3 separate regions of the Homo sapiens genome follow, and regions 1 and 3 are each linked to region 2. Evidence: read pairs that join two places in POLR2A ChIA-PET (ENCODE). Cell type or tissue: OCI-LY7. All regions are shown on one strand.

Region 1 (4,000 bases), 550 kb after region 2:
CAACAGAGTAAGGCTCCGTCTCAAAAACAAAACAACAACAAAAAAACAAACCTAGGCCAGCTATAGGAGCAGTACATTTTATTTCTCTGTAGTATTGGGCTGTATGAATATACCACAATTTATTTATGCATTCTTTAGCTCATAAGCATTTGGGCTGTTTCCTGTGTTTAGCTATTAAGAATATTCTGCTGTGAACATTCTTATCAATATCTTTTGGTGAACAAAGGCACTCATTTCTGTTGGTTACATATTCAGGGTAGATTTGCTGGGCCAAGAGGGATTTTGTATATTAGTTTTGATACTGCCAAATGGTTTTCCAAAGTGGTTAATATGAATTTACACTCTCACTAGCAATATGAGTTCCCAGTTGCTCTTCTTCCTCACCAATACTTGGTACTGTCAGCCTTTTAATTTAATTTGGGTATAGCTGTCTTTCTTTTTGAACTATAGGAAAGCTTTACATATTCTGAATACAATTACACTGTTGGTTACATAGGCTACAATTTTCCTATTTAATGGCTTGTTTTACCCTAAAATTAAGAGGGCCATAATTTTAGTGAGGTCAAATTTTCCTTCTTTCCAAACAGTATCTCTTAGAATTTCTTTTGTTTTTTGAGATGGAGTCTTGCTCTGTCGCCCAGACTGGAGTCAGGTCTGCTAGACATAAATTATTTCAGTATTTGCTTATCTGAAAAAAAGTCTTGATTTCTCTTCATTCTTTATAGATATTTTTTTGCTGGATTTAGAAATGCTAGGTGGCCAGTTCTGGCTTTCATGGTCATTGCTGAAAAGTCTGCTGTCAGTCTGCCTATGGCACCCTAGAAGATAATCTGTCTTTTTTCTCTAGTTGCTTTTAATATTTCATCTTTGGTGTTCTTCAGTATCACTAGGACAGGTCTTAGAATCAGTTTCCTTTTATGCATTCTCGTTTGGCACTTGTTGGGCTTCTGAATCTGTGGATTACTATTATCGATTAGTTTTGGAAGGTTCTGTCTTTCTCTCTTCTCCTTCTGGGACTCTGATTAAATGTGTGTTGGATTTTCTCCTACAGGATTTTTTCTCTTTTGTATCTTTCATTTCGCTCTCTGTGATGCATTCCAGGTAACTCACCTTAACCTACCTTCTAGTTAGGTCAGCAAACTACAGCGCAGGGGCCAAATCCAGCTCACTGCCTGTTTTTGTAAACAAAGCTTTACTGAACACAATCATGCGCATTCGTTTACATATTGTCTACGGCTGCTTCTGCACTACAATGGCAGCGTTAAGTGCTTCTGACAGAGGCTATCGATAGCCCTCAAAGCTGGAAACGCTGACTACCACATTCTGTTCTAGAGCACCACTGCTCCTTTCAGTGGGTCTAATCTGCTCCAAATACAGCCACTGAGTTTACACCTGAGTTTAATCATTACATTTTCCTAGAAATTCTATTTGGTTCTTCTTCAAATTTGCTATGACACTTCTTAAGATTTTATATTCCTTACTGGTATTTTCAAGTTTGTCTTTGATTTCTTCTAAACTCTGTAAGCCCCAGCTGATTTACAGTTTAGGTAGTCTGTGCAAAGGTGATTTCTGACGCTTATTCTGGCTCTTGCTCATAGTTCCTGGTTTCCTTGTGTGTCTCATTGAGGGACAGAAATTACTTGTAAGAGTAATTCGAAGGCTAAGTAAAGTTCCTTTCCTTCAGGGTGGGCCTGCGCTGCCTCTGCCAGACACCTGGAGGCAGCATCACTCTGGAACCATATCAGTCTAGTCAGGGGCTGAGACCTGTCAACATGGAGTCCCAGCTGAAGGGTCTCTTTTAGACTCCCCACTTTGTGCATATCTTAGTTGGTGATTTTTGTCCCTTTACCTTTGGGGTTATTAAATAGAAAATTCACATTTTCTCAGATTAGTAAATGCTGTCAGGGCACAACTGGCTTCTGGGCTCCACTTCTCTAGGTCCCCATTTTCCTTTTGGCTTGGTAAAATACCTTGTTAGTTTATTGGTGCTTTTAAAGACAAGGTTTTTATGTTTTATCTAGCATTTTTTAGTAGTTTTCAGTAGGGAACTTGGTTCCCTTGAATGACTTAGTCCTCTACTACCAGAAACTGGAAATCAGAAGTTTCACTTCTCTCTTAAGAAAGATCACTGACTAGGACAGAGCCTATCTTCAAAGGAAAACAGAGATGATAAAGAAAATTTCTTCCTGAAGATGTATAAGAAACATATATTATGCCTACCACTTTATTAACTGCCGGACTAATACAAATTCTACCTTCAGAAAGTCACAATCCTTTCTGATAAATTAGGGTATCTTTCTTCATAAGGGCTCCTTAGGAGGTTACTATGATCTAAATGATCTAAATGCAGCCGGTGTCTGATGTAACAGTCAATTTAACCTCTCTGGGCCTTCGGTGTCCTCATCTCTTAAATGGCGATAATAATCGCACCTATCTTATGGAGGTGCTGTGATGCTTACATGAGTTAATTTGTATAAAAGACTTAAAATTGGCTGGGTACAGTGGCTCACGCCTGTAATCCCAGCACTTTGGGAGGCTGAGGTGGGCGGATCACGAGATCAGGAGATCGAGACCATCCTGGCTAACACAGCGAAACCCCGTCTCTACTAAAAATACAAAAAATTAGCTGGGTGCGGTGGTGGGCACCTGTAGTCCCAGCTACTCGGGAGGCTGAGGCAGGAGAATGGCGTGAACCTGGGAGGCAGAGCTTGCAGTGAGCCGAGATAGCACCACTGCAGTCCGGCCTGGGCAAAAGAGCGACACTCGGTCTCAAAAAAAAAAATAAGTAAATAAATAAATATAAATAAATAAATAAATAAAAGACTTAAAATTATGCCTGGCACATAGATAACTGCTAGCTACATAAAATCAAACAGCTCAGTTCACCAAAAGGAGTCTCTGGGCTACATATAGCGTAGCAGAGGGGATATATATGTTGCCAAATCTTCTTCCTCTTTTTTCTTTTTAAACAACCACTTAAAAATATAAAAACTGGCCAGGCACAGTGGCTCACGCCTGTAATCCCAGCACTTTGAGAGGCCAAGGCGGGCAGATCACCCTGAGCTCAGGAGTTAAGAGACCAGACCAGCCTGGGCAACGTGGCAAAACCCCGTCTCAACCAAAAACACAAAAAGAAAAAAAAAAATAGCTGGGTGTGGTGGCACAAACCTATAGTCCCAGCTACTTGGGAAACTGAGGTGGGAGGATGACTTGAGCCTGGGAGGCGGAGGTTGCAGTGAGCCAAGATTGTGCCATTGTCCTCCAGCCTGGGCAACAGAGTTAGACTCTGCCTCCAAAAACAAAAACAAACAAACAAACAAAAATATATATATGTGTGTGTGTGTGTGTACACACATATATGTATACATATAGACACACACACACAAACACCATTCTTAGATTAAGAAGTTAAACAACAACAAACCCCCCAAAAGCCAAACAGTGTATTTAGCCCACAGACTGAAGTTTGTCAACCCTTGGCCTAACAGGCAGGGGACTGATAGAAATCATGCAATGTGGTCAGGCGTGGAGGATCGTTTGAGGCCAGCAGTTTGAGACCAGCCTGGACAACATAGCGAGACTGTGTCTCTACAAAAATAAAAAATTAGTTGAGTGTTATGGTGCATGCCTACAATCCAAACTACTGGGGAGGCTGAGGCAGGAGGATTGCTTGAGCCCAGGAGTTTATGGCTAGAGTCAGCTGTGATTGTGCCACTGTACTACAGCCTGGGCAACACAGCAAGATCCTGTGTCTAAAGAAAAAAGGAATCAGGCAATGTGCTTTCAAAATACTTTCTCAGAAGACTGTGGAAGGAGGATCAAAATTCTAGTGATCCTCTTTAATCAGAGGCTGAGACTTCTGCACCTCCAAGGCAGCTGAAGGGAGTACAGCTTAAGAACCACACAGGGCTATATTTGCTGGATTTAGATATACAACACGAACTGACTACATTACAGTGAAGAAAACTGAATGGGTTTGATACATGTTGACGTGAATGAA
Region 2 (4,000 bases):
GCACAGTGGTTGCTCCCAGGGAGGGGAAGAAATGTACTTTTCATCATCTAAATACTTTTGTGATTTTTTTAAAATAAGTTTTACTTTGAGATAATTGTAGATTCACATGCAGTTGTAAGAAATAATACAGAGAGATCTCTGGTACCCTTTACCCATTGATAGCAGCTTGCAAGACAATAGAAAGCTATCTCAACCAGGCTACTGACACTGATACAGTCAAGATCCAAAACATTCGATCATCACAACTATCCGCCCTGGTTTCCTTTTCTAGCCACCCCACTTCTCTCCCACTCCTGCCCCCTCTTTAGCTGCTGGCAACCACTAATCTGTTTCCCGTTTCTACAATTGTGTCATTTCAAGAATTATATATAAATGGAAAAATACAATATATTACCTTTACAGGATGACTCTTCTCACTCAGTATAATTCTCTGAAGATTCATCAGATTGTTTCATGTATCAATAGATCATAGTTCGTTCCTTTTTATTGTTTTTTCTTTTTTTTTTTTTTTTTTTTTTTTTTTGAGACAGGATCTCACTCTGTCACCCAGGCTGAAGTGCAGTGGAGAGATCTCAGCTCACTGCAACCTCCGCCTCCTGGGCTCAGGTGATCTTCCCACCTCAATGTCCCGAGAGCTGGGACTACAGATGCATGCCATCACACCTGGCTAATCTTTTCTTTTTTCTTTTCTTTTTTTTTTTTTAGTAGAGACAGGATTTCACCATGTTGTCCAGGCTGGTCTTGAACTCTCCTGGGCTCAAGTGATCCACCTGCCTCAGCCTCCAGAGTGCTGGGATTACATGCATGAGCCACTTTATTGCATTCTTTTTGCATCATTGTCAACAAATTAGCTGGGCATACTCGTAGAGCTCTCTTTCTGGGTTCTCTATTCATGTGCATGTACTATCAAAAATTAATTTTAAAACTATATTGATGATATACAGCTATACTTATTAATATGAAAAAATGCCAACATATTGAGTAGAAAAAATATTACAAGAGGGTTATTTGGTATATTCTAATTTTTGTAAAACTTTTTTTTTTTTTTGAGATGGAGTCTCGCACTGTCATCTAGGCTGGAGTGCAGTGGCACGATCTCGGCTCACTAGAACCCCCACCTCCTGGGTTCAAGCAATTCTTCTGCTTCAGCCTCTCAAGTAGCTGGGATTACAGGTGTGTGCCATCACGCCTGGCTAGTTTTGTTTTTTGTATTTTTAGTAGAGATGGGGTTTCGCCATGTTGGCCAGGCTGGTCTCGAACTCCTGACCTCAGGTGATCCACCCTCCTCGGGCTCCCAAAGTGCTGGGATTACAGGCGTGAGCCCACCACGCCTGGCCAAACCTTTTTTTTTTTTTTTTTAAGAATGTGCCTTGTGCATATACATGGGGTCCACTCATAGCAAAGAACTTAAAATAGCATTTTACAAGCTGCAATCCCAGGGGTTCCCATGGAAGATTCTGAGGGGCTCACTGATTTGGGCAAAGCTGAACTCTGTGCCTTTACTTTGCTGATGTGTGATGCTCAATGAGAAGAATGCGGCTCTTCCCGGGATCTTTTGACTAAGGGATTCCCCACGTTTTCCCCCTAAGGAGCATTTCTCAGGGCTAGTGTTCCAGGGAGCGTACTCTGGGAAACTGGTCTGAAAGCCTCTCTGCCAAAATGTTAACAGTGGTTATCACAGAACTGTGGGATTCGGAGTGGTTTTTACTTTCTCCTTCTAACTTTTTCTGTTAACCGAAAAAAATCGATAACAATATTATTCAATACAAACACTAAAAAGCACCAGGTGCGATGGCCCATGCCTGTAATCCCAGCACTTTGGGAGGCCAACCCGGGTGGATGGCTTGAATCCAGGAGTTCGAGACCAGCCTGGGCAACATGCTGAAACCTTGTCTCTACAAAAAATACAAAAATTAGCCAGGTGTGGTGACATGCACCTGTAGACAGGAGGATCACTTGAGCCCCAGAGTTCGAGTCCAGCCTGGGCAATATAGGAAGACCCCATCTCTAAAAAACAAACAAAGAACTAACACAGTAACAAGTATTACTGTGACAAGGTGAGGGTGGTTGGGGGGGGGGGCGGCCACAAGGTGCCAGTGGCATAGGAGCAGGAAAAAAAGCCCAGGAAAGAATCTCCAGGAGGAAGGGAGAAGCAGAAAACACACAGCACCTGCAGTTCATTCACAGCAGCCGGAGCGAGGAGGTGGGGAGCCGAAAGCCACGCAGGGCTCCACAGCGCCACCATGTGACAGCAAAAGCTGACATCACAGCACTCAGTAAGACCTCACTGTACTGCAGCAGGGCCCTGGGGAGGAAGAGCTGGTCCTAATGCCACCCACATCGGGGCTGGTGGGTGAGGAAGAGGGGATGTGAAGTCACCTGTAAGGCTGGTGGTGGTTACATCCTGGAGACTTTGAAGAGTCGATTTTTTATTAAGTCCGCGTGTAGAAGAGACCTTGCTAGTTATATCCACAGACCACTCTTTTTTTTTTTTTTTTTTGAGACAGGGTCTTGCTGTCTCCCAGGCTGGAGGACAGTGGCACAATCATGGCTCATTGCAGCCTCGACTTCCTGGGCTCAGATGATCCTCCCACCACAGCTTCCCAAGTAGCTGGGACTACAGGCGCACGCCACAACACCTGGCTAGTTTTTTGTATTTTTAGTAGAAAAGGGGTTTCACCATGTTGCCCAGGCTGGTCTCGAACTCCTGGGCTCAAGCAATCCTCCCGCCTTGGCCTCCCAAAGTGCTGGGATTACAGGCGTGAGCCACTGTGCCCAGCCCACTCTCTTGTGAATTTCTCATTTATTTATTTATACCCTCCTTGTTCTGGGAGAAGACAAACAATTAAGCATGTCTCACAAGTGCTCATAAAAATAAGACAAGAGAGTATAAAATTAAAAGCAGTTGGCAGAAGAGAGAAGAACAAGGCTGGGTGCCAACCGGAGCCAGCAACCAGGCGTCTTCTCAGCCCCTCCTCGCTATCCAGGTGAGCAAGAGGCCTTGTTGTTCTGGAATTCCCAGTGGTGGGGGCAGGGGGAGGAACAAAGCAGGAGCTGGAGTCAGCAGGCAGCCCCCCGGCCAGGTGCGTCTAGAACAGGCTCTCACAAGCATGGAGAGAATGCATATTTAACACTGAAAAGTCCAGACGGCCCCAGGCTTCCATTGATGGCTCTCAGGCTGAGGAATCGCTGTTGAGACAGAGCTGAGATTTCCCAGCATTGAGATTTGTGTGATTTAAGGGACCAGGGTTCTGGGGGGAGGAGACATTGCAGAGGTAAAAAGCCAGTCCTCGGCCGGGTGTGGTGGCTCACGCCTGTTATCCCAGCACTTTGGGAGGCCGAGGTGGGAGGATCATGAGGTCAGGAATTTGAGACCAGGCTGGCCAACATGGTGAAACCCCGTCTCTACTAAAAATACAAAAAATTAGCCAGGTGTGGTGGCCGTTGCCTGTAATCCCAGCTACTTGGGAGGCTGAGGCAGGAGAATCACTTGAACCCAGGAGGCGGAGGTTGCAGTGAGCCAAGATCGCGCCACTGCACTCCAGCCTGGGTGACAGAGCGAGACTCCATCTCAAAGAACAAAACAAAACAAAAGCCAGTCCTCAGAAGTTGGCTTTCCCTCACATCCATTAGGATGGCTATTATAAAACAGCAGAAAATAGGCTGGGTGCAGTGGCTCACGCCTGTAATCCCAGAACTTCAGGAGGCTGAGGTGGGTAGATGACTGGAGGTCAGGAGTTTGAGACCAGCCTGGCCAACATGGTGAAACCCTGTCTCTCCTAAAAATACAAAAAATTAGCCGGGCGTAGGGGCCGTTGCCTGTAATCCCAGCTACTTGGGAGGCTGAGGCAGGAGAATCACTTGAACCCAGGAGGCGGAGGTTGCAGTGAGCCAAGATCGCACTGCTGCACTCCAGGCTGGGCGACAGTGCAAGACTCCATCTCAAAAAACACAAAACTAAACTAAACAAAACAAAACAAAACAAAACAAAAGCCAGTTC
Region 3 (4,000 bases), 140 kb after region 2:
GATAATTAAAACTGCTAGCAGACCCAAGTTGTGAGTAGAAGTTATATTGAAATGCCTGTAATAACTGTCATCTGTTTAAAAAAAAAAAAAAAACTTCAGGCTAAGAGAGTTAAGTGTGTATCATCTTGAGGACTTTAATTTTTTTAAAAGGGTCTGCAGAGCAGCTGGCATCCCATTCTGGGCAAAACAGTCGTTTTCTGAGATGGGCCCAGGTTTCTGTGCATCAGCACATGTGCTCTCAACAGAAGGCTTGAGCTTCATGCAGACGCTCAGTCCCCATGCCATGGCGTCCCCTCGCTGGGAAATGCCAGGCCCAGCCCCTCGGGACCTGTTGCAGGCTCCTTCACTCTGCCCATTCATCTGCCTCTCACTCACTCACTCTTTCTCTCCTTCCCTACCCACAACCTCCTGGCCACAAACCATCCCCAAGGATGAGCCATCACAGAAACCCTGGGCACACTGACGGGCCTAAAGGCCAAACAGGAAAGGGGAGAGATAGAGAGAGAAGGAGAGAAGAAGGGAGGAGAGGAGGAGGAAAACGGAATGGCCCATGGGAGGGAAGTGGAAGACAGTCCATGGGGCTCTCGGCACCTGTTGGAAAAAATAAGTTCCTGCCATCCTGACCTTTGTCCTTTGTTCCTCCCTGATGCCATCTTGTCTCATTGGCTTTTTGTCCTGGTCAGAGCTAGATCACATTGAGAGAGAGAGCAGGGAGCATCTGTGGGCAGAACCCGGTAGCCGGGGGTGGGAGAGGGGTTTCTCAAGGCAGCCCCTCCTTGGGGGGGGGTGTTGGTGCACACACTGGTCTGACCCTCCCTTTGCACGGTCCACATGGAGTGCTCCTCTTTGGGGAAAAGGACTGTGCCGCTGTCCCCATGTTGTGAAGCCCCCTTGAGGCCTCTCCCTCCCACTGGTGCATGTTCCTCCTTGGCCTGGCGTAGCTCACGTAGTACGTAGGTGCTTCAGGTTATTTCACACCGTTGACTCCTGGACTGTCCTCCATTCTTGGGGGTTTAGCAGCACAATGTAGTCTACAAGTCTATACCCTCAAGGGTGTGGTCTACCAGTCTGTGCCCTTAGGGTTAGCATCTACCAGTCCATACCCTTAGGGGCAGAGTCTACAAGTTCATACCCTTTGAGGCAGAATCTACAAGTCCAAGGTTGAGTCTCCACAGATCTCCAGCTGTTTGAGTGCAGGCTTCTCTCCTCACCAGACCCTGGGCTCCCTGAGGTCAGAAATTAGTCCCCATGCCTGGCACATAGCAGACAGGCAGGCAGTGCCCATTCACTCTTGTCCTGCCCCTCTTGTCCCAATCCCACCATGTCTTGCTGATACTGCACAGGGCATTAGCCTTGAGCGGGTCCGCTTCTCTCCAGCCCGTGGCCACTCACTTCCTCCCCACCCCCATGTCTCACCTGGATGCACTGCAGCTCCTGACTGGCCTTCCTGCCTCTGCAGTCAGAGGCCCTCCCTGCTTCTCAACCCTGCAGCTAGACTATAGTGTCGCCACATCCCTGCAGAACCAGGGCCAGCTTCCCTGGCTCTTCAGAGGCCCTCACACTGCTTCTCCCCACCTTACCACGAACCTGTCCCCTGCACACCTCCACTGCCTTCCCTTCATCCCTTCCCAACATACGAGTTTCTCCTTCCTGCACAACCCTGTCTTCTCCCCCACCGTGTTTTCTCCTTACTTGCTGTATGAACCTGAGCACACCGCCCTGCCCCAGTGCCCTGGGCCCCGCTTTCCTCTGTGCAGTGGGAGCACAAGGTTGTTACAAGGATGAAAAGCACACATGTAGTACGTGACGCACAACCAGCATTTCATGGAAAGGGAGCTATTAGCATCAGATCTGTCGCCATGTGGGGGAGGCTGCTGCTTTCCTGTGTCATGTTCCGGTTCGTCTTCTCAGGATTGCATGTCCCCTGAGGAGAGGGGATGGGCTGTGAACTGGCAGCTTTGGTGCAGCCTAGCCTCTAGCTCCCATGTAACAGATGCATTGGTCCCAGGCTCTGGCCAAGAATCCATTTTCTTCCTCATTTTCCTTCCCTACTGACCTGAGGCTCTGGCTGCTGTGTCTGACTCAAGAGTTTCCCAGGTAGTTCCTGTCTGCAGAGCCCTTGAAACACAGTTTGGCTCCTGCAGTGCGTTCCCCCTGTGCTTTTCCACTCTTCCTAAAAGACCCAGTGCTGCTCTGAAGTGTGAAGGCTGGATTAGATCCCACTCAGCTTGACCTGGTCTTGTGGAAGGAGGTACATGCAGACCAGAGCCCCTTCCAGGTCACTGCGACCCTCGGGATAACGTAGAGCCACCTATAGAGAAAGGCCCAGCTCTGGAGGAGACGGCGTTACCTCCTGAGCCCAGGAGCGAGCCTGCCTTGCCTTACTGTGGGCAGTAGGGAGTATGCCCATCTCAGCAGCAGGACTGGTCACAGCCTTGACAGCAGGAACAGAGCTGAGAGTGCCTCGCATTGGGGGCTTTCAAAAGCAACCACTCTGATGCAGCTGTTTCCAACCCCTGGTTGTAGACTTTGAGAATCTTTATTGTTTACAGCCTGGCATTTTGGCTGATCGGTGCCCCTTGACCAGCTTCAGGCACAGTAGTGTCACTGTAGCACCTGGCCGTGGTTGTACTTCTGACTCCATCCATGACAGGCAAACTGTCATGTGGGAGTTCAGTCAGGGTGGTGGGGAAAATTACAGAGGAGAAGTTTTAAGATAAAGTTATAGGAAATAGACACAAACCTTCTTGGAAGGCTGGTACCCACAGGATCCCCATTCCTTGTAAAGGTCGTGCACTGACACGCATCCTGAGGGCCAGTTCCACGTCCAGTGCCTCTCGCCTTTACTTCCACGTCAGGCTACTGTTTCCCTATCGAGGGCCTTCCTTCCTATTCTGTGATCAAATGGTTCACTGCAGTTCTAGAGATGGAGAAGCCAGGAGAGAGAAGCTGAGCCATTTGTTCCAAGTTAAGCTAGAGCCAGGGTTGGAATCCAGAACCCTATCATGAAAAATACAGCGTTAGATTAACATTTTTGAACTGCTTAATTGCCCATTTTTGAACTGCTTAATTGCCAAATAAATTTTGAGATCTCGTAAGGCTGGGTCAAAAGAAAAGTGTGTAGGCTGGACGTTGAGAGGCGTGTATTTCTCCTTCATGTTCTGACATGTTACAAAGTGTAGCTACAGGCTCTAAATAGAGTTCTAAGAATAAGTATAAATTAGAGCCCCTGTCAGGCTGTTGAAATGCAAACTGAGTAAAAATAGTTGTCAGACTTCTAGAACTGAATTTGAATCATTTTTCAGTCTGTACTAAATCTTTCTATAAAGGGTTGATGTTATTCAGATCAACACTTAGTGAATTACAGAGCATCCTAGAATGTATTGGAGGTTTTGCAAGAGTTAATTTGCCATGAAGCCATTGGCCAAAACGTAGTATTTTCAGTGGAGATATTGTGATTCCAGTTGCAAAAATACATCACATGAGAAGGAACTTAATAAGGAACTTTTGCATTCACCCATCTTCTCCCAAGCAACGCATTTTTGTTCTTTTACATCCTTTTTTCTTAGGATATTCAGGTGGTTTTTAAAAATAAGCTCCACTAAGGAGTTTATTTGAAAAGGGAGAAGATATTTTTTGGACCCAACATAATGCTAATGTTGCCTTTCTTTGGTGAGAAGAATGCCATCTTGTCATTCACACAGTGTGGCCCACAGGACTGCCTTCTTACCAGGATCAAAGACAAAACGGTCAGTGGCAGATCTCAGTTCATGTGCATGTGGCATTGGCCTCAGAACCTACCACTTGGCTTTGGAACTCATCTTTTGACATTATGTAAGGTATAGTTATTGTTTTAAATTAACACAAGGGCATCAAGGAAAAGGAGTTGCCCCTGGGCCTAAGGTAGACCCTACTGTGTAAACCAGTAGTTAATTGGGACCGTAAGGAAAGAGAAGACAAAGCCAGAGGTATCCCTAATAGTTTGCCAAATGGAGTAACA

Evidence for each region. Peaks named below come from ENCODE experiments on the same cell type or tissue, not always from the same donor. Only the 100,000 strongest peaks of a DNase experiment are listed, where the experiment ranks them.
Region 1: POLR2A ChIA-PET joins it to region 2 with 16 read pairs; 1 of 35 experiments calls an interaction of 5 or more read pairs at or near these places.
Region 3: POLR2A ChIA-PET joins it to region 2 with 7 read pairs; 8 of 35 experiments call an interaction of 5 or more read pairs at or near these places.

What each region holds. Positions count from the first base shown.
Region 1 is chr9:131,201,735-131,205,734 of GRCh38, reverse strand. The region is part of intron 30 of NUP214 (nucleoporin 214); the gene reads right to left. Among named protein-coding and RNA genes, the nearest start is that of FAM78A, 73 kb to the left of the region's middle. RefSeq lists an enhancer at 973-1,527. In OCI-LY7, CTCF peaks have their summits at 1,513 and 1,728; DNase peaks (open chromatin) are centred at 1,724 and 2,084.
Region 2 is chr9:131,754,029-131,758,028 of GRCh38, reverse strand. No RefSeq gene overlaps it. Among named protein-coding and RNA genes, the nearest start is that of RAPGEF1, 16 kb to the right of the region's middle. RefSeq lists an enhancer at 2,327-2,934. In OCI-LY7, CTCF peaks have their summits at 2,048 (motif pointing right) and 2,249 (motif pointing left); a DNase peak (open chromatin) is centred at 2,278; H3K27ac peaks cover 1,085 bases.
Region 3 is chr9:131,610,928-131,614,927 of GRCh38, reverse strand. The region is part of intron 12 of RAPGEF1 (Rap guanine nucleotide exchange factor 1); the gene reads left to right. Among named protein-coding and RNA genes, the nearest start is that of PRRT1B, 67 kb to the right of the region's middle. In OCI-LY7, no CTCF peak of the experiment used is centred here; no DNase peak of the experiment used is centred here.